3 separate regions of the Homo sapiens genome follow, and regions 2 and 3 are each linked to region 1. Evidence: read pairs that join two places in POLR2A ChIA-PET (ENCODE). Cell type or tissue: MCF 10A. All regions are shown on one strand. Each heading gives the region's core, and the rest is flanking DNA. Links, peaks and the distances in the headings are about the cores only. Region 1 overlaps LOC102723436 (a long non-coding RNA gene). Region 2 has its middle 15 kb from the start of TGFBR3. Region 3 has its middle 130 kb from the start of CDC7.

The links. ChIA-PET counts read pairs that join two places held together with the same protein. Peaks named below come from ENCODE experiments on the same cell type or tissue, not always from the same donor. Only the 100,000 strongest peaks of a DNase experiment are listed, where the experiment ranks them.
Region 2: POLR2A ChIA-PET joins it to region 1 with 8 read pairs; 4 of 35 experiments call an interaction of 5 or more read pairs at or near these places.
Region 3: POLR2A ChIA-PET joins it to region 1 with 5 read pairs; 3 of 35 experiments call an interaction of 5 or more read pairs at or near these places.

Annotation. Positions count from the first base shown.
Region 1 is chr1:91,533,883-91,540,783 of GRCh38, reverse strand. It overlaps LOC102723436 (a long non-coding RNA gene), which reads left to right. Exons shown (of 5, transcript XR_007066219.1): 4 at 1,538-1,597. It also overlaps the pseudogene WDR82P2. Among named protein-coding and RNA genes, the nearest start is that of CDC7, 36 kb to the right of the region's middle. In MCF 10A, for the core only: no CTCF peak of the experiment used is centred there; DNase peaks (open chromatin) are centred at 2,933 and 3,263.
Region 2 is chr1:91,897,412-91,904,312 of GRCh38, reverse strand. It overlaps a transcript of TGFBR3 not described here. Among named protein-coding and RNA genes, the nearest start is that of TGFBR3, 15 kb to the right of the region's middle. In MCF 10A, for the core only: no CTCF peak of the experiment used is centred there; a DNase peak (open chromatin) is centred at 3,602.
Region 3 is chr1:91,630,067-91,636,967 of GRCh38, reverse strand. No RefSeq gene overlaps it. Among named protein-coding and RNA genes, the nearest start is that of CDC7, 130 kb to the right of the region's middle. In MCF 10A, for the core only: no CTCF peak of the experiment used is centred there; no DNase peak of the experiment used is centred there.

The DNA of each region.
Region 1 (6,901 bases), core at 1,107-5,106:
CAGTGATTGACATCTGCCTGTTGTGTTTGAAGCATAAATTGGAACCTACTCACCCCAATAGATAAGCCAACTTGGTGGGGGTTCCTTGTGTTGGGCATAAGGAAAGAACAAGGTTAAGAGGATGGGGAAAGAATAGAGAAACTTTAATACCTTTAGAATTAATTGTTTCTTAGGTTAACAAGGTTTAGTAAGAGTCAAGATGAAAGAGGTTGCCTGCCTAAACTTGATATTGACAAAACAAGGGTAGGCAATTTACTTGATCTGCTAGGTAGCTCTAGGTACCTTTCTAGCATTACAAAATCTCAGAAATTATTTACAAATTTTAGCACTAGAAAAGATCTTAGAGAACATTCAGAAAGGGTTTTATTTAGTATGAGGAAACCATGGCTCACTAGAGCTAAGTCTCATCCATGTCCTCAGTGTGTAAGCTTATGACATCTTTAGACCCCAGGCTGGCAGTCAGAATGCCCACAGTGGTTCCTCTCTCATGTGGACAAATTCTGGTAGATATGCCCCTGAGAAATAGCCTGTGCTAGCCTTGTGAAGGAACTTGGCAAGGACCAGAGGAATGAGGCACTGCACTAGGTATGAGGGAGGGACAAAGACAATAAGATGAAAGTCCTTTGAGGTTCTTCTGACAGTCTGGGGAGTCGAGACACATACAATGCCAGATAATCACACAAGCAACATTACACGAGAACCACTGTTGGACATGGTCGCATCAACATCTCTGAAGCACAGCTCATAATTTCTGCCCACTTACCTCTTAAGTCTCCTGTTAGAGATGTCTTCTTCTCAGACACCTGTATCTATTAATAGCAGCACTATCCTACAGTTACAAAGGCTTGAAATATTGAAGTTGGTTTTTATTCCTATCTTTCCCTCAACCCCACATCCAGTATTTACTCGGATCTGTTGATCTGGTCCTTAAAGCTACCCCATCCTGTCCAAAGACACCAAAGTAGTATTCCTAATATACAGCTCTTATATTATTCCTCTGCTCAGAATCCTTCAGGGTGTACAGAACATTATTTGCAGAATGAAAACCAAACTCCTTAGTTTAACATTTGTGGTCCCTTATGGTCTAGACTCAGCTTCCATTTCCTCCTTCTAGTCTGCTACTTTCCTACAGGGATATATTAACCATGTTATTTATTTTTTGTATTTTAATGCTTTGACATCTGGGGCCTTGCAGACCCCGGAGTTGCTGCCCCTTCCAGGGCTAGCCAATTCCTAGAGACTGTAAACAACTTGCCCTTGAGCATACCTTTCAAAGGCAAACCACCCAATCCAGAGCCCACACCTGCAAATACCTTCTCTATTGGGCTGTCATACTTAGGACCATAATCCCCTGCCCTAATCACTCCAGGGCCAGTTACCAGACAACTAAGAGTAGTCCCTGTGCCCCTGAACTAGCTGAAATTATTCAAACTAGTCAATCCTTAATCTGCTTAATCTGCCTTGCCCATTCTTTCCCATGGAAACCACCATAAAGGCTCTTGCTCATGTTTTCTCCTTTCCTTCCACCTCCTGACAGACTCTGGTGCTTCCCCGAGTGGCCCCCTGTGGTGTGGCATGTCCGCTTCTCTTGGCATCTGTGAGTATAACTATCTTTTTGATAACAGTCATCTAGTCTGCTGGCCTTGCTGTACCTAAATAATAATAATAAAACCATTAACTACATTTTAAAACAAGAAACCCTATGCTCCAGAGGGGTTCCTTCTGCTTCCCAAACAGGTCCCTGCTTTCCTATGCCCATGTCTTTTCCTGTGCCTTTCCTCGTTCCCAGAATAAACTTTCTCTGCCACATCTGCATCTTACAATTCTATCCATCTTTCAATATATTCTTGCTGGCATTGTCTTGAATCTCTGGTGACAATATAGACTTAAAGATGAGAGTGTGAGGTTCAGATTGGTTTGTGACTTATACTATATCACACAGCAAGTTGAAGGCGGCATCAGGCTCGAAGCCCAGCAGGCTTTCTTTGTGCCCCTTCCAATCATTCTATTGGCTTAGGTCAACTGAGTGTGTGCAACAGAAATGGATCTTAGTTAACTTGAGAACAAAAGGGATTTTCCAGAAAGATGCTGGGGCAGCTCAAAGGATTTAAGGAGGAGCAGAAAGACCAGATCTCAGGTGAAGTGGGAACAAGGGCAGCCCTAGTGATAAGCCTTTGAATCTTCCCTCAGGATCCAAGTCTTTACTAGAACTCAGCTCAAACCCACTCCCTTAAGGTTTTAAATATCTGAAAGTGACAATTTGAGGGACCCATCCTGTTAGGTATATCCCCTGGATCAATCAGCTATGGTAGGATGTGTTTGGGAGACAAGGTAGGGTCTCAGAACACTGATGTGATCAGTGGGGACCACTACTTTGTATTAAGAGTTTCCCAAAGAAAATGCAACCATTGAGACCTGCCAATATGAATCCCTTGCAGTCATCTTTCTAATATATTAAATCCTAAGTCCTTCTAAATAAAATGGAGCAGTGGAAGGGTTAGATAAAAACAGCTCCAAAGCAAAGCAACTTTAATATTTCAATAAATAGTCACTGAATGCTAACTCTGTGCATTCAAAGGACTTACGCTAGACATTGGGTGGGTAAAGGGATAAGAAAATCGGTAAGACCTGGCAGCTGCTCAAAGATAAGACAGGCATACAAATCATGACACTGAGAGGCAGGATAAGGGAAATGATGCTCCACAACAGATACAAAGTGCTATAAGGTTTTACAGCATGGAGAGATTCTCTAAAATTTATATCCAGAGGAAAACCAAAAAGCTAAAGTCCAGATTTTCCTTCTTATTGCAACTTCATCATATGCTGGAAAAACTATACATGACTTCACATGCAAAGGAACACAGTGTTCTTATTTCCACCTACTGCAGTCCAGCTGCCAATTCAAATGTCTGCCACCTCTTAATTGTGCAATTAGGGAAGCATTAGTTTCAGTGGACTCAAGTGCCACTGCTAAGCTCCTGCTTGGATAGATTGCATAAACATGGTATCTGGGAAGGAAAAAAGGAATTGCTAGAGGAGTCTTGCCTATGCTTCTATGAAGATTTCAGATGCTGGTTCCATCAGGTAAAAACTTCTGAAAATCTGTGAGCATGGCAAAGAGAAAGTACTCTAGAATTCTTGCTGATAGGGTTAAGGATGGAGTTCTTGGGTGATAACATTGCTATGCAAGGAGAGTTTGCTGCAACATTTTATAACTCAAGAGCTGCTGGCCCAAGGCTATGCTGTTGCAAAATATTTGGATCCATCTCACATTGTGGTGATGAGAGTGAGAAGAAGAATTTAAATATCTTAGTCTCACTGGGCTTATTAAAACAACTTTGGTTTATTGAGAGCACCAAGGTGCACCTCATGCCCTCTCAAGGTCAGGGAAGATGAGCTCAGGATATGATGTAGGGGAAGGGGAATGCACTGGCTTCTTCATTGACTACCCAGTGGTTACCAGAGGCACAGGAGGAGGCAGAGGCAAAAAGGCTGTAGAGAAAGGGAAGGCTGGAGAAGCAAGTGGGCAAGGAAATTAAGGAGGGAGGATGGTGTATGTTTGAGAGCAGAGCGAAAGGGAAAGGAAAGACCCTGGAGTTGTTTAACACTGTTTTCACTGTTGAAGTTGGGGAGAATGAGTAAAACAGAACCGGTCTCATCTTTAGCATTACAGAGTGAGGACAAAATCAGTTGAGTGAAGGAGAAAATGAGCCAGTTAGTTAATACTTCTGTAGGCCCACTAGGCATCAGGCACTGCTGCATTTCCTTCTTGAGAACTCAGGAACAGAGAAGCCTCCAGCATTTGTACTTGGAAAACTTACAAAGACATATCAGACATCTGCTTGTCCTTAATATATACTATAGGCTTGCCTAGAATTTAGAATTCTAGATTTTAGTTTTCTTTTAGCCCAGTATTCAGTCTCCACTGTTTGGTCAGAGGGCTTAGACCCCTTTTGTTTAGAGGTTGAACATTCGCATACACAGATGGGATGCCCTCAGCCTTAAGGCTATAATCAATATTGGCAGAGTTGGGATGGGCAGCAGTGCACTTAGCTAGGGCCTCATAGTCACTAAAGGCAGGGCCTCAAATATAGACTCCTAACATTTATCTCAAAATGAGGTTGTATTAGGTTGAACTACATGACATTATTGATTTTCTAGGTTAAAAAAAGATCAAATATCAACAGTTTCATGTGGCTCAACTTAATACCTAAATTCATTGTAAATTACGTATGTGTTAAAGGTATTAATTTGTTAAATGAAAATATTTAAAAACTATCATTTTCAAAAATCTGCTTTTTTTTTTTTTTTTTTTTTTTTTTTTGAGACGGAGTTTTGCTCATGTTACTCAGGCTGGAATGCAGTGGCGTCATCTCGGCTCACTGCAACCTCTGCCTTCCGATTTCAAGCCATTCTCCTGCCTCACTTTCCCAAGTAGCTGGGATTACAGGCGCCTGCCACCACGCCCGGCTAATTTTTGTATTTTTAGTATAGATGGGGTTTCACCATATTGGCCAGGTTTTCTCGAACTCCTGACCTCGTGATCTGCCCACCCTCGGCCTCCCAGAGTGCTGGGATTACAGGCGTGAGCCACCGTGTCCGGCCTGTCATTTAAAAAAAAAAATAACAGAGCTGGGTATGGTGGCATGTACCTGTAATCCCAGGTATTTGGGAGGCTGAGGCAGGGGGATGAAAATATTTAAAAACTATCATTTTCAAAAACCTCCTTTGTCATTTAAAAAAAAAATAACAGAGCTGAGCATAGTGGCATGTACCTGTAATCTCAGGTACTAGGAAGGCTGAGGCAGAGGGATCACCTGAGCCCAGGAGTTTGAGTCCAGCCTGGGCAACATAGCAAGACCCTGTCTCTAAAAAAAAATACTTTTTTAAAAAAAACGTTGGGACCCGCTCGGCTTCTGCCTGTCGCAGACACAATGAGCCTGCACCGCGCTGGTTGCCCATGGGGTGGCTGTGAGGACGAACGGTCGGCGAGGCTCCACAGTCCAGGCGGAAGACCGTCGTCCAAGCAGGAGGAAGAGGAGGAGGTGGCCCAATTGTTGGCCGACTTCCCCCTAGCTGCCGGCGCGGCGCCCGCCTCGCCCAGGTTGGCCATTAGGCAGCCTGTCCGCTCGCCACCGCCTGGCCGTGTGCCGCCGCTGCCTTCCCCAGCCGCAGCCATGAAGCTGACCCACCGCATGCTGCTTCGAAGCTTCTGTATCGCCAACGTGTTCTGCGAAAACTCGGGACAAGATTAACTGCTTCGATTTCAGCCCTAAAAGCGAGGTGATCACCTTGAGCAGCAACGACGACTCCATCGTGCTCTCTGACTGCCAGGAGGGCAAACCAAAACCCTGTTCAGTAAGAAATACGGTGTGGCCTCATCAGATAAACTCCTGCGGCAAACACAGTTGTTTACAGCTGTAACAAAATAGACGATACTATTCGTTACTTGTCCTTGCATGACAACAAATACATCAGATACTTTCCTGGACATAGCAAAAGGGTGGTGGTCTTGTCCATGTCACCTGTGGATGACACTTTCATTTTTGGGTCTCTTGAATAAGACCATTCGACTCTGGGATCTCCGGTCTCCCAACTGCCAGGGCCTCATGCACATAAAGGGGAATCCAGTTTGTTCTTTTGATCCAGAAGGGTGAATTTTTGCTGCTGGTGTCAACTCTGAAATGGTCAAACTTTATGACCTTCGTTCTTTTGATAAGGGGCCATTTGCTACCTTTAAGATGCAGTATGATCGAACTTGTGAGTGGACAGCACTTAAAATCAGCAACGGTGGCAAGCTCATCCTCATTTCCACCAATGTCAGCTTCATTCGTCTCATTGGTGCATTCAAAGGAGTGGTGATACACACATTTGGCAGTTATGCCAACAGCGAAGCTGTCACACTGGAGGCTTCATTTACTGCAGACTCTCAGTTTGTTATGATTGGTTCAGAGGATGGCAAGATCCATGTCTGGAATGAAGAGAGTGGTATAAAAGTAGCTGGGTTGGATGGTAAACACACAGGCCCAATTACCTGTTTGCAATTCAACCCCAAGTTTGTGACTTTTGCCAGCGGGTGTACCAACATGGCCTTCTGGTTGCCCACCATTGATGACTGACCCTGATGCTACTTGGCTATTTCTGTACAGTGAGGGCCGCCAGCAGGAAGAAACTCAGAGGGGACTGAGATAATAGTGGGACTGGATCATTTGACTGTGCTGGAGAACATCCTTTTACATGGCCTTCCCATGGATGTGCTGTACATCTGCTCAAAAGAATTACTTTGCTGAGCATCTTCAAAAGGACTCTTGGTGCAACAGACTCAATTGGAACTCAACTTTTCTAGCTGTCACTGCACCAAGCTCTGCTAGAGGAGTGACCAGACTCCTAATTTGGGTATAGTGGGGCTCAAGCATCTTCAATTTGAATGTACATGCTGCTGAGGAGCCGGTGAAGTCTTCAGTTCCGCACATCCCTTCTCCTACCCCCCTAAATGTATGGGAAGCCACAGTCCTGGCTTTGAAATGCTGGAGCAGCTCAGTGCCCCTTGCCCTCACCCTGCATGTCTTGTTACTGGGTCTCCCTGTGTACTTGTGGCATTATCCACAACCGTCATGTTTCTTAGGTGCCAAACATTTACAGAAATGTTTTCTTATATTTTGGGTTAGAGAAAGGGACAAATACAGAAGGACCTTGCTTGTAGGAAGCTGTGCAGTTAGTCACTGCAGTTAGTTGTGTGAGGCTAGGTGGTCAGGCAGGCCTCAGGCTGTAAATGTTGGGTGGGAAAAGGGCCTGAAAGGGAAGGAAGGGGGAGGGTAGCAGGTGAGTTCCTAGGGTGGGAAGATTTAGCAGCAGCCTGGTGCAGTGCCCTGTCATCAAGACAAACTCACGGTCCTCCTAG
Region 2 (6,901 bases), core at 1,980-5,979, 360 kb before region 1:
CTAAAAAAAAAAAAAAAAAAAAAATCCAAGCCCTGATCTTTCTAATTTCAAACCCATGCTTTTAACCACTGTGCTCTCTATAAGTTTCCAAAGTAAGTTTTTGAGTTAGCAGGGTTTTACTATAGTTTTTTGAGACAGTGTTGCTCTGTTGCCCAGGTTGGAGTGCAGTGGCACGATCTCGGCTCACTGCAGCCTCTGCCTCCTGGGTTCAAGCGATTCTTGTGTCTCAGCCTCCCGAGTAGCTGGGATTACAGATTATAGGAACGCGCCACCAGGCCTGGCTAATTTTTTTTGTATTTTTAGTAGAGATAGGGTTTCACTGTGTTGCCCAGGCTGGTCTCGAACTCCTGAGCTCAGGCAGTCTGCCCGCCTAGGCCTCCCAAAGTGCTAGGATTATAGGCGTGAGCCACCATGCCTGGCCAGTTTTACTAAGTTTTAATGTTAGATGTGTTAGATTGATTCTTTAAATTTGCCAACCATATGTAGCTAGCAGTTCATAAGAATTCATTCAAATATCATTTTTTCAACATATTTTGAATACATATGTAGCTTATTCCTGCTATGAGCCAGGAATAAGAATGTCTAATTGACATGGAGATCTTATTTCAAAACTCTTTTTTTTAGACAGGCTGACTGCAGCCTCGAACTCCTAAGCTCAAACGATCCTCTCACCTCAGCCTCCCAAGTACCTGCAGAGACTACCATGCCCGGCTAATTTTTAAATTTTTTTTTAGAGAGATAGGGGTCTCAGTATGTTGCCTGGGCTGGTCTTGAACTTCTGGGCTCAAGCAATCCTCCCACTTTGACTTCCCAGTGCTGAGACTATAGGTGTGAGCCAATACACCTAGCCTGTCAAAATTCTTATAGATAATCAGAATTTGCCATCAACAATCATTATCTGAATGATAAATTCTTTCTCTTATGAGACAGAGGTCCAGACTGGCAATTTTTTTTTTTTTTTTTTTTTTTTTTTTGAGGCAGAATCTCACTCTGTCTCCCAGGCTGAAGTGCAGTGGTGTGATCTTGGCTCACTGCAACCTCTGCCTCCCAGGTTCAAGCAATTCTCATGCCTCAGCCTCCTGAGTAGCTGGGATTACAGGCACACACTACCACGCCTGGCTAATTTTTGTATTTTTAGTAGAGACAGGGTTTCGCCATGTTGGTCAGGCCGGTCTCAAACTCCCAACCTCAGGTGATCACCACCCCCACCATCTCGGCCTGCCAAAGTGCTGGGATTACAGGCTTGAGCCACCATGCCCGGCCTCAATTTTTTTTTTTTTTTTTTAAGTGAGGTGCTAGAAGACTGTTACCAGAACTTGGGAGTCACTCCTTTTTCAAAAAATACACAAAACCCAGTGGTTTTAGAAGATCTGGAGGGCATCCCTGCCCATCTCATGAGATCCTCAGCATTGCAGGCAGGGAAAAGGGGTTGGAGAGCCTGGCACTGCCCCTGTCCACAGCTGTCTCCTTTCCTAAACTAAGTCTCTGATGCGAACTCTACTCCTGACCTCCATCATCCGTGTGTGAAATGCCTTGTTTTCATGTTGACTCTTCAGTGCTGGGTGCTGAATTAGCATCCTGTGTTTGTTTTAGCTTCTTATACAGGGACCAAGTCTGGAATGTAATTAATTGAGCCCTTATTTGAAATAAATGTGTTCTGGGTGTTCAGAGACCTAAAAAGATGTGAGAAAAAAAAAAGAAAGAAAAGAAAAAAAAAATAAACTGCACTTGGCTGGGTGTGGTGGCTCATGCCTATAATCCCAGCACTTTGGGAGGCCGAGGTAGGAAGATCACTTGAGCCCAGGAGTTTGAGACCAGCCTGGGCAAAATGGCAAGACCCTGTCTCTACAAAAATTAAAAAAAATTAGCCAGGTGTGTTTGTGTTTGTATGCGTCTGTCATCTCAGCTACGGAGGCTAAGGTGGGAGGATTGCTTGAGTCCGAGAGTTTGAGGCTGCAGTGAGCTATGATCATGCCACTGTACTCCAGCCTGAGTGACAGAGTGAGACCCTGTCACACACACACACACACACACACACACAAAAGAAAAGGAAAGAAACTGCACGTCTTCAAACAGAACTATGTTCTCTAATGGAGGAGTGAAAAGAAGTAGGGATTTGGAAAGAGAGCACCTAACTTTGAATTTCAGCTAACCATTTATTAAACATATGTCTTTGGGCAGATGTTTGTACCTCAGTTTTCCAATAATATTTAACTTATAAGGATGTAGGGGCAATTAAATACTGTGCATGCTAGTATTATGTAAGTTTTAAAACAAAAATTATTATAAATTAATGGAGCCTACTGATTTTGATAGGAAAATCTATAAATTCCTTGAGTATCAGTGAACACATACCGTTTTTTTTTTTTTCTTTTGGTGGGGTGGGGGAGGGTCAGGGCCTTGCTTTGTTGCTCTGTTGCCCAGGCTGGAGTGGTGCAGTGGCGTGTTTATAGCTCACTGCAGCCTCAAACTCCTGGACTCAAGTGATCCTCCCACCTCAGCCTCTGGAGTAGCTGGGACTAGAGGTATATGCTACCATGTCTGGCTAACTTTTTTTTTTTTTTAAGCACCAGGTCTTGCTATGTTGTCCAGGCTGGTCTTTAACCCAGGTCTCAAGCTATCCTCCCACCTCTGTCTCCCAAAGTGCTGGGATTACAGGCATGAGCCTGGCCCACAACGTTTATTCTAATGTTTATTTCCATAAAATTTCAAGAACAGTTGAAAAAGTTAGTTTGATGTCTTTAAACATGTTATAATATATAATAGTATACAATAACATTTGTAATATGAGAATGTACAATGCTATTATTTAAACAAAAAGCTGAATAAAAACAGATGTAAATCCTTGTCAGCTTAATCACATAAATAATCAGCCTATTGCATAGAGATTGCCTTGTTTCACTATAATCTTTGGATGTAGTTTCCATTCATTGCATATTTTCAGATATTACTTCTGACTATCCTTTTCTTCCATGCTGGAGAAGCTACTTCTTTTTCTTTGGATATTATTTGTATGTGTTCCAACTAACCAAGTATTTGGACTGATGAAGAGTTGTTATATATTTTTCAGAGGATAAGACCCAATAAAAATACACCTAACAAAAAGTATATATGATTATTTTAAAAACAAACAAAACCCACAGAAAATAACAAGTGTTGGTGAGGATGAGGACATGGAGGCACTGGAACCCTTGTAAAGTGTTAGTGGGAATGTAAAATGGTGCAGCTGCTATGGAAAATGGCATACAGAGCTCTTAAAAAATTTAAAATAGAATTACCATATGAGAAGCCACATTCAGTGGTGTATGCCTATAGTCCCAGGTATTCCAGAGGCTGAGGCAGAAGGATCATCCGAGCCCAGAAGTTTGAGGCCAGCCTGAGCAACATGACAAGACCTTATCTCAAATAAAACAAAACCAAACCCAATAACTTTTTTTCATGTCTCTTGAATTTGCTTTTTCAAGATAGGCACCACTGGGGAAATATCCAGAGAGTGGGGCAATCACAGTTTTAGTCTTTGATACTTTGAGACACTGTAAAGTGATATGATGATTCAGCTTTGCTGTCATCCCAACTATTTTCCAGAGAGTATTAATGTTGGACCACCTTGTGGATTATGCAAGACTGTCAGTGTTGCCTTTGGCACTAACAGAAAAGAGTGAGTCAAGAATATATATTGCAAGGTAGAAATGGTCAAGATGTGGAGTTTCTTGTATGTGATACTTTTCTATTTTGTTTTATAAGAAAAAACTAGCTATTTCATTAGGAAATTACAGTTTGCATATTTAGAATTTTCATTAGTAGTGATTTTAAGTGTTACTGTTGTTAAAACGGTGAGTTTGTTAGTTTAGAAACGGTTCATCTAACAGCTAACAACTTAGATTTAAATAATTAAGTTTGGCTGGGCGTGGTGATTCACACCTGTAATCCCAGCACTTTGGGAGGCTGAGGCAGGCAGATCACCCGAGGTCTGGAGTTTGAGACAAGCCTGGCCAACATGGTGAAACCCTGTCTCTGCTAAAAATACAAAAATTAGCCAGGTGTGGTGGCACACGCCTGTAGTCCCAGGTACTCGGGAGGCTGAGGTGGGAGAATCTCTAAACCTGGGAGGTGGAGGTTGCAGTCAGCTGAGATTGCACCACTGCACTCCAACCTGGGCAACAGAGTGAGACTCCATCTCAAAATAAAATAAAATGATGTAAAATAAGTAAGTTTAATATGAATGGAGAGGGATATCTAGGAGTATATTTCAGAATCTTTTTTTTTTAACTACTCCAAATATCTATGCACAAAATTCAAGTCAACTGTGCAAGAAAAGTCAAAGAAGTTTCTTTTTGTTTTGTTTTGTTTTTAGAGACAGGTCTCACTATGCTGCCCAGGCTGGAGTGCAGTGGTTATTCACAGGTACCATCATAGCACACTATAGTCTTCAACTCCTGGCTAAAGTGGTTCTCCTGCCTCAGCCTCCTGAGTAGCTGTGACTACAAGTGCCCACTGTGCCCAGCCAAAGCAGTTTCTTGGTATTTCAGGAGTTCTTGTATAAATGTTAATTTTCAGCCAAAAACTCAAGTTTGCTACAACTATACTCAATTAATGTTCTTTGTTTTATTTGTAGTCAAAGCAAGGACACAACATCAGAGGGACGGCAGAGAATCCTTGTGTGTAGATCTTTGGTGGTGAGTACCTGGGAAAAGTCACCTAAGTCAAGATGTCAGCATAAAAAGCATTTTATTTTGAGCCTGAAAAGTGGAATGAGCCATCTATCTAAGTGCTTACATGGCATAATGTGATTAGTAGAAAGGTTTTTTTGTGACTCTCTTACTCTGTTGCCCAGGCTGGAGTGCAGTGGTGTGATAACAGATCACTGCAGCCTCAACCTCCTCGGCTCAAGTGATCCTCCCACCTCAGCCTCCTGAGTAGGTGGGACTACCAGTGCACGCCACCATACGTGGCTAATTTTTAAATTTTTTGTAGAGACAGGATCTCACTATGTTGCTGAATTCCTGGGCTCAAGTGATCCTTCCGCCTAAGCTTTCCAAAGTGCAGGGGTTATAGCATAAACCATGGCACCCAGCTGACATTTTGATAGATGTATACATTGTGGAATAATTAAATCAAGCTAATTAATATATTTGTCACCTCACATTCTTATTTTGGGGGTAAGAACATTTGAAATTTACTCTCAACAATTTTGAAATTATAATACATTATTAACCATAGTCACCAAGCTGTACAATAGATCTGTCTCCATTCTTCCCTTTACATTTATGATTTGCTCTGTCTAGAAACTGAATAAGTATCACAAGGAGGAAAATTGAGTGGTTAACAAACATACATGAAACCACGTTCAACTTTACTTTCCCACCTTTAAGGCAACTTATAAACAAAAATTGTAATAGTATAGTAATGCAAGGGATATATAGCAGCTAAGAGAAATGAACTAAATCTACATATACACAACACAGATGGGTTTTAAAATCATTGTAATTATTACAGGCATGAGCCACGATGCCCGGCTGTAATATTTTATTTCTTATAGGAAAGATAACAAATTTGTCAAAATGTTAACAATGATCAGCCAGACGTGTTCGCTCACACCTGTAATCCCAGCACTTTGGGAGGCCAAGGCGGGTGGATCACGAGGTCAGGAGATCGAGACCATCCTGCTAACACGGTGAAACCCCGTCTCTACTAAAAATAAAAAAAAAATTAGCTGGGCGTGGTGGCGGGCGCCTGTGGTCCCAGCTACTCAGGAGGCTGAGGCAGGAGAATGGCGTGAACCCGGGAGGCGGAGCTTGCAGTGAGCCGAGATCGCGCCACTGCACTCCAGCCTCGGTGACAGAGCGAGACTCCATCTCAAAAAAAACAGAAAAACCAAAAAAAACATACTGTTGAATGAAAAGCAAGTTACAGATTATGTACTGCTTATGTAACGTTTTTATTTATTTGTTTTGTTTTTCTCCTTGGTGGGCATTGGAAAATGGAACATTCTTAAATGGACACATTCATACTAATAGCATCTTCATGTTCTGTCTTTTTAAATGCACACACACAGACACACACATATGCGGAAGAAAGGGACACACTGGAAGGATACACTCTAAATTCCTGAAAGTGGTTACCTCTGAAGAGACTGGGAGAGTAATTGATTTGGACTGGGGTTGAGGGGAGTGCAAGGGGGCTTCAATTGTATCTGTAATTTTTTTTCTTTTTTTCCTGTACTTTCTAGGGGTGACTAATGTAATGTTTTATTTCTTTTTTTTTTTTTAAATTGAAAACATTTTTTAATGGAGACTGAGGTCTTGCTATATTGCCCAGGCTGGTCTTGAATTCCTGGGCTCAAGCAATCTTCCTGCCTCGGGCTCCCAAAGTCCTGGGATTACAGCCATGAGCCATGATGCCCGGCTGTAATATTTTATTTCTTATAGGAAAGACAAAAAATTTGTCAAAATGTTAACAATGATCAGTTTTGGATGTTGACTCATGAGTGTTTGTTATATTCTTTGCATTTTTCTGTCTTTTGAAGATTTCTTATAAATAAGATTTGTTCTCTCCTGTGAAGATTAATTTTCTACTTTGTGCCTGGATTTGGTATGTTGTGCACATTTCGGCCCACACAATAGTAATAAATGAGTCTTGGAACAAAACGTAAGCAATCCTCTGCAAGCCTGCATGATACATTCTCACTAAGCCAGCCTAAAAATAACAGAAGAGTAAAAGTATTATTAGACAGAGGGACCCTCATTTGACCTTTCGGCCATTTGGATTGTCCATTCAGTTAATCTTGTCACAATCATGTAATTATGAGGTTGGTTTGAGCTTAATGAACCAATATATACAATGAAAATATGCTGTCACCAGAACTGTGCCACACAAAGGCCTTGGGACATAATACTTTTCT
Region 3 (6,901 bases), core at 1,888-5,887, 95 kb before region 1:
GAACCCAGCCTGTGTGACCTCACAGTCTTTAGACCTTGCATTATACTACTGCCTCTCAAAGTAGCTGAAACAACTCACATCTACCAACATTCTCCAGTATTAGTGTAGGTATTAGACATGGGTTTACATTTGAAAGCTTGTCTCCCTCCCTAACTCCAAGCACAACTTCTCAAAACTCACCACTGTTACCCAAGGACTTTAGCAGCTGTAAGCTCAGAAAACATGAAAAGATAATGGTGTTGGTTTTCACGACCCTCATGTAATTCAAAAGAAAAACTACACTAAGCCACAAAGTGTTAACAAGGTAAACAAAGGTATGATTTTTCTAATACATGTGTCTGTGTATGTGATGATATATATGATATGAGATACTTTTCAAACAATTTTGGGGGTATTCCTGCCTTCCTGGACCTTAAGCGCATGTTTATCTGCCTATTGGATAATTGAGTATTGCCAACTCCCACTTCCCGAATTGGATGTGGGAAAAGAGCAAAGAAAAGGAAAAGAAAGGATGAAGGGACCAGGAGTGGTGGCATATGCCTATAGTCTTAGCTACTCAGGAAGCTGAGATGGGAGGATCCCTTGAGGCCAGGAGTTCAAGGCTGCAGTCAGCTATGATCACACCACTGTACTCCAGCCTGGGCAACAGAACAAGACCCCATCTCTATTTAGAAAAAAAAAGGGGGGGAAAGAAGGAAGAAAAGGACATCTGCTCAGAAGTGGAGATGGTGGTGGTGGGGATTAACATTTGCGAACTCCTGCAAGCTTCACTCTGACCTTTTCTGCAGGAGGGTGAGATCCTGAAGGGAGAAAGCCCTTGATTGGGGGGTAAAGGGCATCCAGGGTCTGGGGGCACAGCCCTGCCTCCTAGTGCGAGGCCTGCTCTGACTCAGCCCGGGAGGGCAGCCAGACCTGCGCCTCCCTGTTTCCACTGATTTCCACTGGGACCCATTGCAGAATGACTCAAATGAGCTCTGCTGCCCTGAGAAGCCTGAGGGATGTCAGTGCCTGCTCTGGGCAAACACCTCAACAGTCAATTTAAGTTATTTAATTAATTTTTATGACATCCAGTCAGCCTGTCTGAGGGGTGAACCTCTGAGATCATGATGACACATGTGGCTGTGGCTCCTGGGATCTCTGCAGTTTCTGTGGTTTCCATGGGGCTTCAGTCCCATGCAGGGCCACTGGCTGTGCTTTGAGGAACGCCATCCAGAACGTGGTCCATGTGAGAACATGTGAGGGACGACAGTGGGCACTTTTCAGGGAAGGATGGAGGCTCTGCAATCAGAAAAGCCACCTTGCCACGCCCCTTGGGTGAGGTGACTTCATGCAGTGGATGCCTCTCTGGCCTCCATATGAAAGATGAAACTGTGGGTTCCTTTGGGGTGCTGGGAGAGCCATTTACCTTGGGGGAGCTTGGAGGCTTTCCAGAGGAATCCAAATTTATCTACTAAGAGCACTGAAGTTTCCTGGAGGGTTCTGATGTTGATTGGGGAGTCTTCTTCCCATTGCCTTGGATAATCTGTTCAGGGGTTTGTGAAGTTTGTGGCCTAGAAGCCCTAGGGTGATTCTCTGTGTATTGGGAAGGTGCTGCTATTCAGTGAGACCTCAAAGGTCTTATAACCTGGACAAGGGAAAGAACCATAATGAGGAAATTTGGCTTTCTCTGCTGGGACTGCTCCAACAGTGAGGAGCAGAAAGGTGGGGTGGGATACTCACTCAGGCCTAAGGCCCACAGGTGGCTGGGAAGTGAGATCTGTGGAAGGGGCTTTTCCACAGTTACTGACACCACCAAAACTCATGCTTTCCTCCTTTATTGCAACCAGTCCTCTCTCCTAGTACCCCTTTGGGAGGCAGCCCCAATACCAACTTCCCCTACCTGGGGTGAGAGGAGGGCGTATCCTCCCTGGGTCCGCAGGCTCAACCCAGCCACCATCTCAAAGTTCAACCCGTCCATCATTCAATACTAGGCCAAGTTCTTCCTGCTGAGAAGGAAGCCACCTCTGCTGCATCCTATGGCCTTCCTGCTGGAATGCCCACTTGCTCTAGGCAGCAAGTACAGGTTGCTGTTTCTGACAATCAGTTATTGAGTTCTTGGTTTCTTGTTCCCAGATCTCAATTCAGTAAGTTTCCAGATGTGACTTACAATATAACAGGAAAAGATGGCTTGGAAGACAAAGGAGGTCCATTCCCTCTTCTCTAGGATAAAGGATGATTTTAAGGACAGGGCCTGGTCTTTAAAGATTCTTTGATATAAGTAATATGTGCTTTGGGAATTCATAATCTTTTCAAGGGGCTTTTTCATTGCATTGAGGAAAGTACTGTAGCTTCATTTGACAAATGAAGGCATTGAAAAACAGAGAGGTGAAGTTATTTCACATTCAAATAGGATGTAAGGACTGAACTTGAAGTTCTTCGTAGTTTAAAATTCTGTCCTACCACGTTCCTCTGGGAGGAAGCCTAGGGAATCTAAGGAGTCTTCAGTCATAAAAATGGGTGGCTTAAATGGATCATTATCAGGTTGGTGGTAACATGTATCAAAAGCATTGTGATTAGCCAGGTGTGGTGGGGCAAACCTGTAGTCCCAGCTACTTGGGAGGTTGAGGCAGGTGGATCACTTGAGCCCAGGAGTGCAAGTCTGCTGCAGTGAGCTATGATTGTGCCACGGCACTCCAGCCTCAGTGACAGAGTGAAACCCTGTCTCTAAAAAAATTAAAAATAAAAAAAGCATTATGAATGCTCTTGGACTCAGCAGCTCCACTTCTAGATCTCTCCTGGGAAATCAATCAGAATGCTGCAAAGATATTGTTAAATAAAGTTTATGGGAGGCCATTGGTTTGGACTCAGTTCCTGCAGTTGGCTGAACAGACCAGACCAAACCAGAATGGACTCACTTGTGCTTCATAATCAAGCTGTACTTAGATCAGTTTTCCAGAAAACAGGAGATCACAGCAACCTATCCAAAAAGGCCTGGTCAGCTGGGCACAGTGGCTCACGCCTGTAATCCCAGCACTTTGGGAGGCTGAGGTGGGCGAATCACTTGAGGCCAGGAGTTTGAGACCAGCCTAGCCAACATAGCGAAACCCCGTCTCCACTAAAAAGACAAAAAAATTAGCCTGGTGTGGTGGTGCATGCCTGTGGTCCCAGCTACTTGGGAGGCTGAGGCATGAGAATCGTTTGAATCCGGGAGGTGGAAGTTGCAGTGAGCCATGATCCTGCCACTGCACTCCAGACCGGGCCACAGAGCAAGGCTCTGTCTCAAACAACAACAACAACAAAAACCCAAAAAAGCCTTGACAAACTGAATCAGCATAAGGAAGCTCCCTCTACTTTAGCCATATAAGGAAAGTAACCTGAAGTAACCTGCTGTTAACCAATTCACTTTTTGCACTCTGCTGTTCCCTTGTTGCTGCTCAAGCTACCTTACAAAAACCAACTGTTCTGCCATGCCCAGGAGAACACCTTTCTATTCTGTACATGAGATGCTGCCTGATTCATGAATCACTAATAAAGCCAATTAGATCTTTAAACTCAGTTTGTTGAAATTTTTTCCTTGACAATATATAGGTAATGACACTCATTGATAGGACTGCTTCTAATGCCAAAAAGTTATAAATAGCCTAAGCATTGAACAATAGGGAATACATAATTCGGTTCTCCATTATGTACCATTGAAAATGATGTTATAGAACAGTATTTATTGTTAAGAAACAATGTATTGTTAAATGAATAAAGAGGGCTTCAAAACAGTATGTGTAGTATAATCCCATTTTTAATTTAAAAAGTATCCATCTGAGAAAAATATTAGAGTGATATTATTTCTGAATAGTTTTACTTTTTTCTCAATGTTTTATAAATTCTCTGAATTGAATATGCATGCCTTTTTAGTAAAAACACACTAATATTGTTGAAAAAACAATACTGAAGATGGTAACTAAGAGAAAACATTCTCTACAATGCTCAAAAGAAGGCAATGAAGGTTCTGAGTACAGGGAGAGAGAGGTGGGAGTATGGGCACTTAGCGATCTTACCCAACAGCCTTAGCAAGGACCTCAGGTTCAAATAGGATTTAAGGACTGAACTTGAAGTTCTTATTTCATTCATCTTGAGCCTCGACGCTTTTTCAGCTGCCCATCACCCAGCCTTGCAGAGAGGACACAAACTCCTGTTAAGGCTTCTCTCTGGGATTTAATAAGAATAGCTTATGTTAAGTACTACTTATAGGTTCTATACATTACCTCTCAAAACAGGAATTAGTAATAATAATAATAACAGCTGAAAAGTAGTCAATGGTTTCTGTTTACCAATGCTTAGGCATTTAACATCTATTAACTCATTTTCTTTTTTTTGAGACAAAGTTTCCCTCTTCTTGCCCAAGCTGGAGTGCAGTGACGTGATCTTGACTCACTGCAACTTCCGCCTCCTGGGTTCAAGTGATTCTCCTACCTCAGCCTCCCGAGTAGCTGGAATTACAGGTGCCCACCACCATGCCTGGCTAATTTTTTGTATTTTCAGTAGAGACCGGGTTTCACCATGTTGGCCAGGCTGGTTTTGAACTCCTGGCCTCAAACTATCCACCCGTCTTGGCCTCCCAAAGTGCTAGGATTACAGGTGTGAGCCATCGTGCCCGGCCCTATTAACTCATCTTTATTTCTCTTTCATTTAAGTCTCTCTCCCACACTTCCCAATTGATCTGTCCATAAATCCTGTTGGTTCCTCATTCAAAATATATACAGATGCTAATCCTTCCTAATCACCTCCTCCACTAGCACCCTAAGCCACCTTCCTGTCCCACTGAGGCAGTCTTCCATTGGTCTTCCTGATGCTGCAGCCCTGCGGTCTATTTTCAACAGAGCAGCCATAGGTATTTACATGTAAATCAGATCAGTGTGATAATCTGGTCAAAATCCTTTGATGGCTCTTCTGGCTCAGAGAAAAAAGCCAGATTTCTTACAACAATCTATAGTAAGGCTCTACGTGATCTGGTCCAGTCTTCCTTTGTACCTCCCCCGACCCTCACCCAACACACCTTACACCCCATCATCTTTTCTCTCCCCTCTCTGTCACTCAGCTGTCGCTGAGCTGGCTTTCTTACTGCTTCTAGAACACCCAGAGGCAGACTGCTGCCTCAAGGCCTTTTTCTACCAGGAGTGCTTCACCCCCAGATTAACCACAGGACTTGCTCCCTCAGGACTTCCCTAAAATGTCACCTTCTCAGTGAAGCCTTTCCTGATCAACTTAAAATGAAACATTCCATCCATCACCCTATTCACCTTCTTCCCATTCCTCATATATATATATGAAATTTACATATATTTGTGTATATACTTTTTCTGCAACACAAATTCTCACCTAACACATGCGTCATTTGATTGTCTCCTCTTACTGGAACGTTAGCATTACAAGGGCTAGGTTATGTTCTTTGCTCTATCCCCTACACCTAGAATAGTACTTGCACCTAGGGTGCACTCAACAAATATTTTTGTTGAATAAATGAATGAAGGAATCAATAATTTCTTCATAAAAACTTTTGAAGGCATTATCTGAATTTTACAGTTTAATAAACTAAGATTCAGGAGGTTAAAAATTAACATATTATTTTAATTAATTTTGTATCCAACACGAATCCCTGCAATTGCATTTTTAACAGTTTTATTGAGATATAATTTGCATACTATACAATTTACCCATACAATTCAATGGTTTTTAGTATATTCACAGTTGTGTAACTGTCACCGCAATCTAATTTTAAAACAGGGAAACCCTGTTCCCATCAGCAGTTGCTCCCCTTCTTCTCCCCAATCCCCCCAGCCCTAGGCAACCACTAAACTTACTTTTTGTCTCTATAGATTTGTCTATTCTAGACATTTCATAGAAACAGAATCATACAATGTGTGTCTTTTGTGACTTCCTTCTTTCACTTAGCATAATGTTCAAGTTTCATTCATGCTGTAGTATGTATTAAAACTTCATTTCTTTTCATGGCTGTATAATATTCCACTGTGTGGCTACAAGACATTTTATTTATTCATCAGTTTATAGACATTTGTTTTTGCCTATTATTAATAATGCTTTTATGAGCATTCATGTACAAGTTTTTGTGTGGATGTATGTTTTCACTTCTTTTGGGTCCATACCTAGAACTGAAATTGCTGGGTCACATGGTAATTCTATATTTGGCCTTCATGAGGAACTTCTAGATTGTTTTTCAAATTAGCTATACCAGTTTACACTTCCACCAGCAGTGTATAAGAGCTCCAATTTGTCTGTGTTCTCAGCAACACTTGTTATTACCTTTAAAAAAAAATTTTAGCCATCTTAGTGGGTGTAAAGTAATATCTCATTGTGGTTTTTATTTACATTTACCTAATAACTAATGATATGAAACATCTTTTCATATGCTAATTGGTTGTTTATATATCTTTGGAGAAAATATTCTGAACTTTTACCCTGTTTTATAATTGTTATTGAATTGTAAGAGTTCTTCATATATTCTAGAGTTCCTTATCATACATATATTTTGCAAATATATGCTCCTATTTGATGGCTTGTTTTTCTACTTTTTTGATAGTATCAGTGGGAAGAAAGTTTTAATTTTAATGGTGTCAAATTTATCTTAGTTTTTTCACTTGTGCTGTTGCTGTTGAATCTAAGAAGACTCTTGACCTAAGGTCACAAAGATTTATTTTTATGTTTTTTTTCTTTTCTTTTTTGAAGAAGGGTCTTGCTCTGTTGCCCAAGCTTGGGTGTAGTGGCAATCCTGGCTCACCATAGCCTCAGCCTCCCAGGCTCAAACAATTTATCCTCCCACCTCAGTCTCCAGAGTAGCTGGAACTATAGGCACATGCCACCATACCTGACTAGCTGTTTTTTTTTGTTTTTTTTTTTTTCAATTTCTTGT